Linked DNA regions of Homo sapiens: region 1 is linked to region 2. Evidence: chromatin contacts called from ENCODE Hi-C or POLR2A ChIA-PET data. All regions are on one chromosome and are shown on one strand. Each heading gives the region's core, a stretch centred on a gene start or an enhancer-like site at or near the end of the contact. The rest is flanking DNA. Distances are from core to core; before and after follow the strand shown.

Region 1 (6,674 bases), core at 3,844-6,343, 220 kb after region 2:
CCCACTGTGTGTGGCCACCACGCCCTAGAAATGCAGCAGATGTGGCCAAGCAACTGGACTTTGGTCTTTCTTTATCTTCAATGAATGTGAAGTTTGGTGGTCACAGCGGGAGGCCTCCATGCCTGACAGCACAGGTCTGGACGGAATGTTCCTGGGAGGATGGAAGGTGGACCCTAGAAACGTAGCGACCCTCCCAGCAGGACAGGCCCGAAAAACTCTCTGTCCAAAGTAATGGGGGAAAGACGAGATGATAAGACAAGGCCCCTCTACTCCCTCAGGGTGGCCCCTGTCATGGGGGCGATGGCACAAGGGTTCACCTGGAGCTGGCCAGTGCTTGGACAGCAGACCCCATGGGGCGGCCGCTCCCCACCTCACATGGCTTCCCTGGCAGGTGCCAGCCCACCCCGCAGGGCGTGCGAGGCAGTAATAAACGGCATCTAAGTGCTTTCTGCCTTTAGGAGGAAAAGGCTCCTTGTCGACCGAGTATCAGCGGCAGCGGCTGAATTATTAACGGCGTTATCGTTCATCGTTGGTGTAATGGCCCCTGTCCTCCTACACGGCACAGAGGACAGAAATGAGGCTCTCGGGGAAGAGTCCAGTCTCTGAGAATGAGCTAGAGCCAGTGCGCTTGGTGGGCCAGGACCCAGTGCTGGGAAGCATCCTTGCAGGAGCTCCCACGGAAGGCCCTGGGGGTGTCGCCCTGGACTCACAAAGCTCTGCTCGTTCCGGATCCCTTCTGCGTTTCCTGCCGTTCCTTTTCTGCCCAACCCTCCAGGCAAGCCCGAGGAGGATTAGAAACTCCTGGAGGTGGGCGAAGAAGTGAGCGGTGGCACACGAATCAGGACACACTTTGCCCTTCCCGTCTTTGTTCCGGGGCGCAGCAGCTGCCCAGCAAATCAGAGCCTGGAGCAGGAGACGGGGACACAAAGCAGGGGATGAGGAAGGGAGCAGGAGGCGGGGGGTGGAGGGAAGGGCATGTGAGAGGGTCCAGGGCAAGAGACAGCAGGGAAGGGGGCAAGGGGTGAGTGGGGAGGGTGGGCCGTGCGTGTCTTAGGGGCCACTCCAGCAGCAGCAGGGACCAGGGGCAGGTGCAGCACAGATATCCAGGAGCTGCCGCCACCCAGGGGAGGGACAACTGGGTCCCAGAGAGACCTCGGAGGTGGGATGGCCAGGAGCTGGGAGGGCTGCATCCTCCATTCCTCCCAAATTTCAGGATCAAACCCCTGATCCCGGTCGTGGGCCAACCAGGGCGCCCGGGGATACCCCGAGAGCGCCCGCCGCCCCCTGAGGATGCTCCAGGAACCCCCGCCCACCCCTCCGGGCCCAGCGCAGCCTGGCAGCCGGGAAGCCAGCAGCTCCTGAAGGTCTGTTGTTTGGGTTTGTTTGTGCTTCTGTAACCGGGAGCTGAGATTTATTTCTTTAAAACATCCCATTGCCCGACACCCTGCAATCTGTTCTGTGTGTCGTTCAGACTAATCTCGTCTTGTTTCTGTAGCACTTGGCAGGCTCTGTGTGGCGTTCCTCCCTCCCCCAGACTCCCCCCTGCCCAAGCCAAGGTGGCCACCACCAGCTGCTCCGCCTGCACCCAGAGAGTGGCCGATGCCAGGGGTCTGAGGGAAGCTGTTACGGGAAGGGCAGCTGGCTGGTCAGAGCCCCATGAACTGGCATGTGGCCATAGTCAGTCTAGAAATGGCCACAGGACATAGCCTCGCCCCAGCAGTCTCACTGTCAGGCGGAGAAGCCAAGCAGGCGCCCAGCCGAGCACTGGTCCCCTCCCTGGCTGCCCCTCAGCTCTGGGAGCTTGGAGGGGCTGCCAAAGAATTCGACTGGGATGCCACCGTGCCCAGCCCTCTGGTGTGCAACTGTGGCATGGCTGTTTGGCTCACACATGATGTCTAGGCAGAGAAGGGGCTGGCGGGCTTGGTTGGGTGAGGCCTGTAAGTGAGCTTTGGTCAGAGACCCAGCTGTGAATCCAAGCTCCACTCAAGACCCGCAGGGGGTGGCCTTGGACGGTGTTGAACCACTCTGTACCTCAGTTTACTCCTCTGTGAAGTGGGGGCATTGTGGGGGTTCAGGAAGGCCGTGCGTGTAAAGCTCTGCACAGAGGGCTCAGTACAGGGCAGATAGACAGTCATCATCACTGTGTACCTGACTGAGTTGCCAGCCCCGTTGGACGTGCTCGTATCAGTGTCCTGGGGCTGCTGTGACAAAGGACCACAAACCGGGTGCTTGAAACAAGAGAAATGTATTCTCTCACAGTCCTGGAGCCAGAGGTCCAAAATCAAGGTGTCTGCAGAGCCACGCTCCCTCTGGAAGGTCTAGGGGAGGGTCCTTCCTGGTCTCTTCCGGTTTGAGTGGCTGCAGGCATTCCTTGGCTTGTGGCCACATCATTCCGACCCCTGCCTCTGTTGCCACATGGACAGGGTGTGTCCCTTTGTGTGCCCTCTCTTCTTCTCATACGGATGCCAGTCATTAGATAGGGCCTACTCAAATCTAGGGTGACCTCATCTTAGCTTGGTGACATCTGCTGAGACCCTATTTCTGAATAAGGTCACATTGGGAGCTTCTGTGTGGACATGAATCTTGGGGGAGCACTGTTCACCGCGGCATATGCTCTATGGGTGCCAACCTGAATCCCAGAAACAGCTCCCGACATCAGTGTGGTCATCACCCCGTTTTAGGAAAGGGTGACGCAGAGCTCAAGCCTTCAGCACAAGTGATGGCTGAGCAGTGACTCTGGTTAAAAACAAAAAGCAAAAAACCAAACACAATCAGGGCCCTGAGAAACTCCTTGTTTCTGTCATGTCAGTTGCTCCTCATGGCCCAGCCTCGTCGACCCCTAGAGCTGAGCGAGTGAGTCTGGTCAGGAGTCCCAGACAGGTTGCTGGGGCCCCGGCAAAGACACTATAGAAATGGGCTTCCAAAGAGACAAAAGAGATTGTGTTCATTTTAGAAATTCGAGGGTGGCCAGGCCTGGTGGCTCAGGTCTGTAATCCCAGCACTTTGAGAGCCCAAGGCGGGCGGATCACCTGAGGTCAGGAGTTCGAGACCAGCCTGGCCAACATAGTGAAACCCCGTCTCTACTAAAAAGTACTAAAATTAGCCAGGCGTGGTGGTGGATGCCTGTAATTCCAGCTACTCGGGAGGCTGAGGCAGGAGAATCACTTGAACCCAGGAAGCGGAGGTTGCAGTGAGCCGAGATCACGCCACTGCACTCCAGCCTGGGCAACAGAGTGAGACTCCATCTCAAAAAAAAAAAAAAAAAAAAAAAAAAAGAAATTTGGGGGAAAGGCAGAAGGGAAATATTTGTGATCTTTGATCCCTCTGGTGTTGCCGTTATCATTTTGGTTGGTTTTCTTCCTGGACTTTCAAAGTTGGGAATTGTAATTGTCTATTCCAGGGGTTGGCAGGTGGGCCAGACAGCAAGTATTTTCTGCTTTGGGGGCCAGATGGTTTTGGCTGCAGCTTTTCAATTCTGCCCTTGTAGCATGGAAGCCACCACACAATGTATGTTAATTGGCATGGCTGTGTTCCATTAATTTTTTTTTTTTTTGAGACAGTGTCTCACTCTCTCGCCCAGGCTGGAGTGCAGTGGTGTGATCTTGGCTCACTGCAACCTCCACCTCCTGAGTTAAAGCAATTCTCCTGCCTCAGCCTCCCGAGTAGCTGGGACTACAGGTGCCCACCACCACACACGGCTAATTTTTGTATTTTTACTAGAGATGGGGTTTCGCCGTGTTGGCCGGGCTGGTCTCAAATTCCTGACCTCAGGTAATCCCCCCGCCTCGGCCTCCCAGAGTGCTGGGGTTACAGGCGTGAGCCACCGCGCCCAGCCCCATTCACGTTTTATTAAGGATACTGAAAGTGGAATTTCATATAATTTTCATGTGTTGTGAAATATTCTCCTCTGGATTTTTTTCAACATTTAAAAATGTTCAAAACCATCCTTCACATGAAACCTGCACGCAGGTGTTTGTAACCACTTCATTCATACGGGCGCGGTGGAAGCAGTCAGGATACCCTGTGGTGGTGGGTGGATGTGCGAACGGTGGCGCTTCCCTGCAAGGGAATATTGTTTATGGATAAAAGGAAATGAGCTGTCAAGCCTTGAGCAGATGTGGAGGATGCTGAAATGTACATTGCTACGTGGAAGAAGCCAATCTGGGCCGGGTGCGGTGGCTCACACCTGTAATCCCAGCGCTTTGGGAGGCCGAGGTGGGTGATCACTTGAGCTCAGGAGACCAGCCTGGGCAACATGGTGAAACCTTGTCTCTACAAAAAAAAAAAAAAAAAATTATAATAATAATACAAAAATTAGCCGGGCATGGTGGCTCACACATGTAGTCCCAGCTACTTGGGGGGCTGAGGCAGGAGGATTGCTTGAGCCCAGAATGCGGAGGTTGCAGTGAGCTTAGATTGCACCACTGCCCTCCAACCTGGGTCACAGAGTGAGACCCTATCTCAAAAAAAACAAAAAACACCAGTCTGAAAAGGCTGCAAGCTGCATGATTCCAGCTCTAGGACATTCTGGAAAAGGCAAAATTGTGAAGACAGTAAACAGATCAACACCTGCTGGGGGCTCAAGAGGAGAAAAAGATAAATGGGCAGATACTGGATTCCAAAGGCAGCGACACTATTCTTTTTCCTTTTCTTTTCTTGTCTTTTTTTTTTTTTTTTTTTTTTGAGACAGAGTTTTGCTCTTTGTGCCCAAGCTGAAGTGCAATGGCACAATCTTAGCTCACTGCAACCTCCACCTCCTGGGTTCAAGCGATTTTCCTGCCTCAGCCTCTTGAGTAGCTGGGATTCCAGGCTCCCGCCACCACACCCAGCTAATTTTTGTATTTTCAGTAGAGACGGGGTTTCACCACGTTGGCCAGGCTGATCTTGAACTCCTGACCTCAGGTGATGCACCCTCCTTGGCCTCCCACAGTGCTGGGATTACAGGCGTGAGCCACCGCGCCCGGCTGCAGTGACACTATTCTGTGTGAGGCTGCAATGATGGACGCCTGCCACTGTGTCTCTGAAACCCCATAGACTGTACAACACCAAGAGTGAACCTAGTAGAAGCCCTGAACGTCAGTTATTACTGATAATGTATCAATATTGGCTCATCAGTTACAGCAAATGTACCACGCAAATGCAAGACATTAATGGTATGGGAAAGTGTGTACATTGAGGGGAAACTCGCTGTACTCTGCTCAGTTTTTCTGTGAACCTAAAATCGCTCTAAAAAAGAAAGTCTATTCATTTAAAAAAGTCTTCGTTCATGGGCTGTACAGAGGCAGAGGGCAGCCTCAATTTGGCCCTCGGGCCATGGTTTGTGGATCCCCCGGTTTAGGCTAACAGTGCCCAATAGAAATGTAACGTGAGCCACCTCTGTGATTTAAAATTTTCCATTAGCCACGTTTAAAAGTTTTTATTTCGAAGTAACTACAGGAAGTTGCAAAAAAAAAAAAAGTACCGGGAGGCCCTATACACCCTTCACCCACTTCCCCCCATGGTGACATCCTGCATAGAAGCATAGTACACTCTCCAAACCAGGAAATTGAGGTTGGTACAGTCCACAGGTCTCACGGGTATTACAGGCACCCATCTGTGCTTGTGTGTTTAGAATCCTGTGCCACTGGGATACATGTAGCTTCCGGCAACTACTACCACTAGCTAGACGCAGAACCACTCCCCCACCGCAGGGTTCCTCCACGCTGCCCTGGCACAGGGCAACCACTCCTCTGTAAGAATTTTACGTAACTGGAACCCTGCATGATGTCAGCTTTGAGATGGACTTTTTTTGGTTCAGCATCATCCTGTGAAGCTCTATCCAAGCTGTCCTGTGTGTCAAGAACTTGTTCCTTTCTACTGCTGAGTAGCAGCACCCCACGGTCCACGCGCTCACGGACTGATGGACATGAACCATGGCTTCCCATTCAGGGGCGACTGTGAATAAAGCTACTAGGAACATTCATGTGTGGGGTTTTGTTGGAACCTAAGTTTTCGTTTCTCTAGGATAAATTCCCACAAATGCACTTGCCGAGTCATATGTGGATTGATTGTGTGATTAGTTTTTTAAAATACGTTTTTTATCTAGTAAAAATAGAGACAGGGTTTTTGCCATGTTGCTCAGGCTGGTCTCGAACTCCTGGGCTCAAGCAATCCTCCCGCCTCGGCCTCCCAAAGTGCTGGGATTGCAAGCGTGAGCCACCGTTCCCGGCCTATGTGCTTAGTTTTTAAAGCAATTGCTAAACTGTTGCATAGAGTGGCTGGGCCGTTTTACACTCCCACCAGAAATTTACGAGTGCCTTGTTTCTCCACATCCTCATCAGTATTTGAGGTTGTCACTATTATTTTTTTTAAGCATCCTGATGGGTGTGTAGTGACATCTCATTGTGGTTTTAATCAGCATTTCCCTAATGGCTCGTGATGTCGAATATCGTTTTGTGTGTTTATTTGCCATCCAGGTATCTGATTCTTTGGCGGAAGATCTCTTTGTCTCTTAAGCATCTTCTTATATCTTAATAATATATATCGAAAGGCTTATGGGGACAACCTTTGGTTGGAGGATTTTGGAAAAAGTCATAATATGATTTATTGTGGCAACCAGAAGCGATAATATTGTTCTAGTGACAGGTAACAACCTGCTTTTTTATTCCTGTTAATACATGATTTCTTTTGTGACT
Region 2 (7,091 bases), core at 3,797-6,296:
CTCCGCTGCTGCGGGAGGAAAAATCTCTTCGTAGTGTGCAGATGTGGAGGGCTCTGAGGGGCTTCAAGAAACCAGCTTGGGGAATCCTCGGCAAAGTAGGAGCCTCCCACCACGATACCAGCTCTGAGGTCCTGGGCAGGAGAAGGCACTCTATCCTGTGTTTTAGTTTAGTTTTTTTTTCTTTAGAGAGCGGCGGGGGGTTGGGGGGTGGGGGTCTTGCTTGCTCTGTGGCCCAGGCTGGATTCGAACTCCTGGGCTCCAGTGATCCTCCCACCTCGGCCTCCCACGTAGCTGGGATCCACAGTGCAGGCACAGCTTGCACTTTAGTTCTTTACATCGCCTGAGACCCAACAGGAGTCAGAGGGGAAAGTTGAGGCCCTGGATCCCATGGCCACAGGCTCAAGGACCCTGCCCTAAAACTGCTGCGCACAGGGTGGGTGGGGTTAGGACATCCTGGGGGGCGGACTCTGGGACTGTTGGGGTAGGGTCTTCTGTCCTGGGCCTGTCAGGAGGACGCCCCTCCCCCCAGATGGCTGCAGAGTCCCTGGGCGGGGCTAGGGTTGCCAAGTATGAAGGCATGAACAAGGGATGCCTTCCACTCTCCACTCTCCGCTCTCCACTCTCACTGGGATCCTACAAAAGAACATTCTTGACACCAAAAATGATGTTTCCAGATTAAAGAACCAACCATGCCCTGAAACAGCATTTGCCAAGCTAACCCTGAGAGATGCGTGTAGATAACGTACAAATCACGCTCACCCACACCTAAGTTGGTCCCTCCTCTCTCAAATGGAAATAATGATAAATCTACCTCCCGGGGTGTGTTGAGAATTACACATGGAGAGTGTCCTGCCCAGTGCCTCGCACGTAGCAAGAGTGCAAAAAGTGTCTACTTTATTCTCACACTCACACACTCACACTCTCACACTCACACTCTCACACCCACACCCACTCTCACTCACTCACACTCACTCTCACACTCATACACTCACACACGCGCGCGCGCACTCACACTCCCTCACACCCACACCCACTCTCACACTCTCACTCATACACACTCACACTCTCTCACACACACACGCACACTCACTCACACACGCACTCACTCACACACGCACACACTCACACACTCCCTCAAACCCACTCACACTCTCACACACTCACTCATTCACACACTCACACACACTCATACACACTCTCACACACACTCTCCTGTCCTTGGTCTTCTCATGGTACCTCCATCAGGGAAGACTGTCTCAGGCCAGCCTGGAACAGGGCCTGGCTTGGGGAAGATGACCTGCAGTGACACAGGGTCAGGAGGCAGCATGTGACCCTAGTCTGCCATGAGGGCCGCATGGTCCCATCTGTGGAATTGGGCTCACTTCACTCCACACACACCCCACTGAGCACCCCCCTACTGCACCAGCCCAATGCTGGGCGGCCATGGCTGGGAGAAGGACAGTTCCTACCCTCGAGGAACTTACAACCCAGCAAAAACAGAATAAATTACACCCTCAGCTGATGACTGATTTTAGTACTTATTATAAATGTTTTAAAAGAAAATATAAAAGGCATGGCATTTAAAAAATATTAAACAGAAACCAGAAAAAAAAGCACAAAACAAAACCATCTAACTAAATTGGCATGGGGAAATAATTTGCCTATAGAAATTCTAGCAGCATGCTCATGACTGGTGGGGCCTGCTGGGTGTGCCCAGTGCAGGGAGAACAGAGCCACGTCACAGAGCCAGCCAAGCACACTGGCACGGAAACTCGGGCAAGAGCAGGGGGATGGAATTACCGGCCCCCAAGTTACCCGCTGTGAAATCCAACCATCACGTGACATCCCTCCCAGGAGGGTCATTTTATTAACAGGGGACCCATGAGAGCACCGCGTGCTTCTTGACCCATGGAAGACAATCTGAAACAGCAAGACGTCCACTGGCCACAGGGATCAGGACTGGCCTCAGTCCTGCTCCCGCCATCCCTGTGCCAACGAGCAGTGGCCAAAGAGCAGTGCCCTGGGTGGGCGCCGTGCCTACCTTGATCTGTCCAAAGCCGATGGTGACGGCAGCAGCAGAGGTGAAGCCTTTAATGACGGGGTAGGAAATGAAGTCCAGCAGGAACCCTGGCCAGCCAAGAGGGGACATCGAGCTGGTCCCGGCTCCACCCAGTCCCAGAGGATGAGGGGAGATGTGAGCTGGGGAAGGTGGCAATGGGTGGGATTGGGGAGCAGATACCGCAGCTAAGGACTGGGGGTAACACACCCTGTTTGGCTGTTTTTGGAGAGCAGAAAAGGGAGACTGGGGTCTGAGGCCACAGGCACTTCTCCAAGTGTCCTGGCCTCTAAGCAGAAAAGAGTAGACTAAGAGCCAAGTGCCCCACCCCCTCCACCACCCACCCACCTACACACACACACATACATACCCACACCCCAACACGCACACACACGCACACGGGGATAGACTTGAAATGCAAACAAGCAAATGCTGAGGTCGAGGGCATCCCCTTGGCAAGAAGGTAGAGCCTCACCCAAACGCAGGACCCCCATGGCCAGCTGGATGCAGCCGGACAGGAAGGCCAGCAGCACAGCGTAGGCGGGCTCATGGAAGGTGTAGAAGGAGACCAGGAGGGACATAATGGCGGTGGGGCCCAGAGTCACATCCCGGGAGGTGCCCAGGAAGAAATACACGAAGCAGCCCATGAAGGCAGAGTAGAGGCCATACTGTGGGGAGAGAGGGTGGTGAGCACTCAGGAGGCCGAGGCCCATCCACCAGCTCCCTAGTGTGCGTGTCCAAGCTCGGGATGTGTGGGTGTCAGCTGTGTCCAGGCCCAGGTTAAAGGTGCACCGCCCTGCCCTGTGGGTGGACCTGCAGTGATCAGGAGGCCACTTTTTTAGCAGCACTCAACTGGGGCCTCAGGGTGCAGACAGCCAGGCAGAGGGGTCGGTGCAGGCCCGTGTGCTGTGTCCAAGTCTGAGGAAGCATTCTTTTTTTTTTTTTTTGAGATGGAGTCTCGCTCTGTCGCCCAGGCTGGAGGGCAGTGGCACAGTCTCGGCTCACTGCAAGCTCCGCCTCCCGGGTTCACGCCATTCTCCTGCCTCAGCCTCCCAGGTAGCTGGGACTACAGGCACCCGCCACCACACCTGGCTAATTTTTTGTATTTTTAGTAGAGACGGGGTTTCACCCTGTTAGCCAGGATGGTCTCCATCTCCTGACCTTGCGATCCGCCTGCCTCGGCCTCCCAAAGTGCTGGGATTACAGGCTTGAGCCACCGCACCCAGCCTAATTTTTGTATTTTTAGTGGAGACGGGGTTTCACCATTTTGGTCGGGCTGGTCTTGAACTCCTGAGGCCTCCATGAGTCATCTCGCTGGCCCCTCCATAACCAGCTCAGTGTCTGTGTGTGCCAAACAGGCATAGGAGCCTGGGTCGGCCCAGAGACAATCTGCGTCACACACTGTAAACCAAAGGTTCCTTGGGGCCCAGGGGCTGGAAACCTGGAATCGCTGATGGTGTCTGGGATTGATACTGTGTATTCTGCACTGTTTCTGAGATATGGCTGGCAGCAGGGTCAGACGCCTCACCTGGGGCGGGAGTCCAGCCACTTCAGCATAGGCCAGCGCCTGGGGAATGGCAGTGAGGCCAACTGAGAGGCCGGCGACGAAATCCATCTTCAGCCACTGCAGGGAGTAGCTGGGCAGCCACGCCAGGATGGGCAGCCTCCTCTGCAGGGCCGCAGGGGAGCAGCAGCAGGCGCTCGGGGCCATCCCGGGGCCAGAGGACCTGGCCTGACCCAGCGCCGTCACCGAAGAAGGCATCTCTACGGTGGGGCTGGGGGGTGCAGGTGACACAGACCAGCAGTCAGAGCGTGGCCTTTGAAGAACCCGGCAACACTGGTCAGGGTCGGCGGGTGTCAGGAGAGGTCACTATGGGTCTCCCCTCCCCAGGGGGGCGAACGGCTCTAAGAGGAAGCCAACAATGTGTGCAAGATGGGGACTGGGCCAAGACTGGAAGGCCCACCCCGTCCCTCATCACCCTCTCTCCCTGAATCCCCCCCGTGCAAATCCTGGGTGCCTTCTGTCCCTCCATCCTCAACTCTCCCAGATAAGAAACTGATAAGCGATTCCTCATTGAGAAGTCTGAAGACTAATTAGGCTCAACACTTCTGGCCCCTGGAGAACCGACTTCCTTTGCCTTTTTTTCCGTCTCCCCAGGGAATTTAACGGGGAGCAGCGCAGAGAGAAGCTGGGCCCGCGGGCGCACCGTAGGCTGGCGGGGGGTGCGGGTGGCAGCCAGGAGATCCAGCGGGGCTCCGAGGTTTTCCAACTGCGCACCAAGGCGGGCTCCACCCGCTACGGTGGACTGCGGCGCTCGAGGGAGAGTGGGGGGGTCCTCCGCTCCTGAGGCCACGCCTCGCTCAGCCCCCACCTGTGGCTTTCACAGCCCTGGAGTTCTAGTTGCTTCTGGGAGGACATCAGAGGCGCCCGGTTAATTCAGGTGCGCAGCATCTTCCAGGGCCCCGGCGCCCGCGCGCAGAGCCGCCACCCTCACCCCCAGCCCCCCACGCCCCCGGCCGCTCCGCTCCGGGCAAAATCCACTCCCCGGCCCCCGGCCCCGCCCACAAGGCCGCTGGCTCCGGATCCTGGGGTCTCCGGAGGAGACCCTGCGCCACCTGACCGTCCGCGGTCCCTTGGCCCCGAGCAAGGCCGAGGGCCGCGGGGACCCGGGTAGGGACGCGGCGGGGGAGTGGTCCCCACGGGAGGCCCCCGCACTTCAGGACTCCGCGCTGGCCCCCGCGTCGGCTGCCCCCGGCGACCCCGGCCACTGTCCGCTCCCCCTGCCCCTGGTCCCCGCTCGCCGCCCTCGCGGGCCACGGACTCACCCACTCGGCGATGCAGCTTGGGGTCTCCTGGCGTCGCCGCAGCTGGGTCCGCAGGAATCGCCGGGGACAGGCCGGGGCGGGGTCTGGCGCGCACGTGACCGGGGTCGGGGCAGGGGGCGGGGCCGAGCGGGAGACCAGAGAGCCGGAGCCGGATCCCGATCCCGAGTCCGAGCCGCCGCCGCCATGAGCTGCCCCGTGCCCGCCTGCTGCGCGCTGCTGCTAGTCCTGGGGCTCTGCCGGGCGCGTCCCCGGAACGCACTGCTGCTCCTCGGTGAGTGCCGGCGCCGCCCCCCCACGCCCACCTGCGGTGGCCCGGGGAAGTGGCCACTGGCCTCCTCCCCACCCGTGGTCAATGCTGACCCTAGTGTGCCCTGCCCTTGTATCCCCCGCTGCCATTCCCTCTCGTCCTCCTCTCTGTGCCGCCCCCAGACTCTTCACGGGTGTCTCCCCAGAGAGGGCAGCAAAGGCTGGAGGAGTGAGCCCCAGCATCCAGCACCCCTACACTTACCTCGTGCCGCCTGTCCCACCCTCCTCTGACCCTGCCCAGCCAGGGCTCAGGGGTCCACGGATCTCAAATCCCTCTTGGGAGGGGATCCCAGAGGAGGGGCTGGTGCTCCGGTCCCCAGAGACTGCAGACAGGGTGCCCTCCTGGCTCTCATTTCCGACCCCAGAGCCTGTGTCTCAGCTGTCTTTTCCCTTATCCCAAGGGCACAGCCCTCCACCACCCACCCACCACCGTCTCCCCCAACCCCAGTCCCTCTCAGAAACCCCAGGTTCCTCCAGAGCAAGCACCGTGCTGCTCACAAGACTTCCGGTTTAGGTAATCAAGGCTCTGGCTCATGACAAGTGACAAGGCCAAACCCAAGGCCTGCGATTCTTTCCCCTTCTGAGGTCTGGCGCCCTGCCAGTTGCCCTCTTTCTGATTAATTTTGTGGTCTCTGGGCGGGGGTTCGGCTCACTGTAACATAAACAGCTCTCCTGCCAACTCCTCGCCTCCCAGAAACACAGCAGAGAATCTGCATGGACCCTCACCTGCGGATCAGAATTCCTACAGGAGGCTGTCAGAGTCCAGGCTATGCGGCCCCTGGGCTAGGGCCTTTCTTAGCACGGACTGCCATGGATCGGCTTAAACAGAAATGTATTTCTCACAGTTCTGTGGGCTGAAAATCCAAGGTCAGGGTGCCAGCTTGGTTGGGTTCCAGTGAGGGTCCACTTTCGGCTTACAGGTGGTCACCCTCTCACTGTTTCCTCACATGACAAGCGGATGGGGGTGGTCTCACTTCCTTTTCCTTTCTTTTTCCTTTCTTTCCTTTTTTTTTTTTTTTTTTTTTTTTTGTGAGACAGGGTCTCACTCTGTCACCCAGGCTGGAGCACAGTAGCACAATCACAGCTCACTGCAGCCTCAATCTCCCAGGCTCAAGCGATCCTCCTGCCTCAGCCTCCCAAGTAGCTGGGACCTCAAGTGCACATCACCATGCCTGGCTAATTTTTGTATTTTTTGTAGAGACAAGGTCTCACTGTGTTGCCCAGACTGGTCTCGAACTCCTGGGCTCAAGCAATCTTCCTGCCTTGGCCTCCCGGGTGCTGGGCTTACGGGCATGAAACACTGCACCCGGCCCTCTCTTTCTTTTCCTTTAAGTCCACAGTCCTGTCAGATCAGGATCTCATCCTTATGATTCATTTACCCTTAATTAAGGACCCTGTCTCCAGATACAGTGATGTTGACGTTAGGGCTTCAGCATATGAATTCTGGGAGGACACAGTTCAGACCATAGCAGGCCCACAGCCAAGTGCCGAGACACTCTGGGTTTGGAGAAGGGCAGCTTTCTTCCTGGCCTGCGGGTACGGAGCACAGCCCATCCCGCTCTCCCTCCAGGTTTACGTGGCTGCCATGTGCTCACACCTGTGGGTACTGTGGGGTGGAGGATGGAAGCCCAACTGGAAGGTGCCCAGCCTCCTCTGTCCATCCATGGACCACATTGCCTCTGAGGGAGCTGGGGAAAGTGTTGGTCTGGGGGTTCCCACCAGCCTCTCCTGTGGTGCCCCCAGTGTCCTCTACTCCAGAGCAGGGGGAAGAAGCTTGGTGTGGTTGTAGGAGTTCAGCGGCCTGTCCCTGTTTCCTGCTGCCCAGTGTGTGGCCCTGGGCACTGCACCTCACCTTTCTGGGCCTCAGCTGCTTTGTGTAGGATGAAAGGGTTGAAATAGACAA

The links. Hi-C counts contacts between places; a loop is a spot of excess contacts on that map. ChIA-PET counts read pairs that join two places held with the same protein, here RNA polymerase II (POLR2A). Pooled maps may share reads with other maps.
Region 1: a map of prostate gland shows a loop between it and region 2 (2.7-fold over the local background). The contact joins the enhancer-like site here to the promoter of SGSH in region 2. A Hi-C loop is called at or near these places in 1 of 168 maps with a recorded cell type or tissue (prostate gland) and 10 of 50 pooled maps. POLR2A ChIA-PET finds 5 or more read pairs at or near these places in 3 of 52 experiments (H1, WTC11 and activated CD4-positive, alpha-beta T cell).

Annotation. Positions count from the first base shown.
Region 1 is chr17:79,996,135-80,002,808 of GRCh38, reverse strand. All of the region lies in intron 3 of TBC1D16 (TBC1 domain family member 16), which reads left to right. Among named protein-coding and RNA genes, the nearest start is that of TBC1D16, 36 kb to the left of the region's middle. RefSeq lists an enhancer at 1-790. Within about 2 kb of position 5,093, at least 11 of the 41 ENCODE cell types and tissues checked have a DNase peak (open chromatin) inside an H3K27ac peak, as active enhancers do.
Region 2 is chr17:80,218,288-80,225,378 of GRCh38, reverse strand. SGSH (N-sulfoglucosamine sulfohydrolase) reads left to right here and starts at 5,046. Exons shown (of 8, transcript NM_000199.5): 1 at 5,046-5,153. The coding sequence starts at 5,066. It overlaps SLC26A11 (solute carrier family 26 member 11), which reads right to left and starts at 4,952. Exons shown (of 18, transcript NM_001166347.2): 1 at 4,883-4,952; 2 at 4,264-4,463; 3 at 3,585-3,831; 4 at 2,532-2,724; 5 at 2,042-2,127. The coding sequence starts at 3,818. RefSeq lists enhancers at 1,552-2,389, 2,390-3,227, 5,885-6,004 and silencers at 4,725-4,794, 4,815-5,084.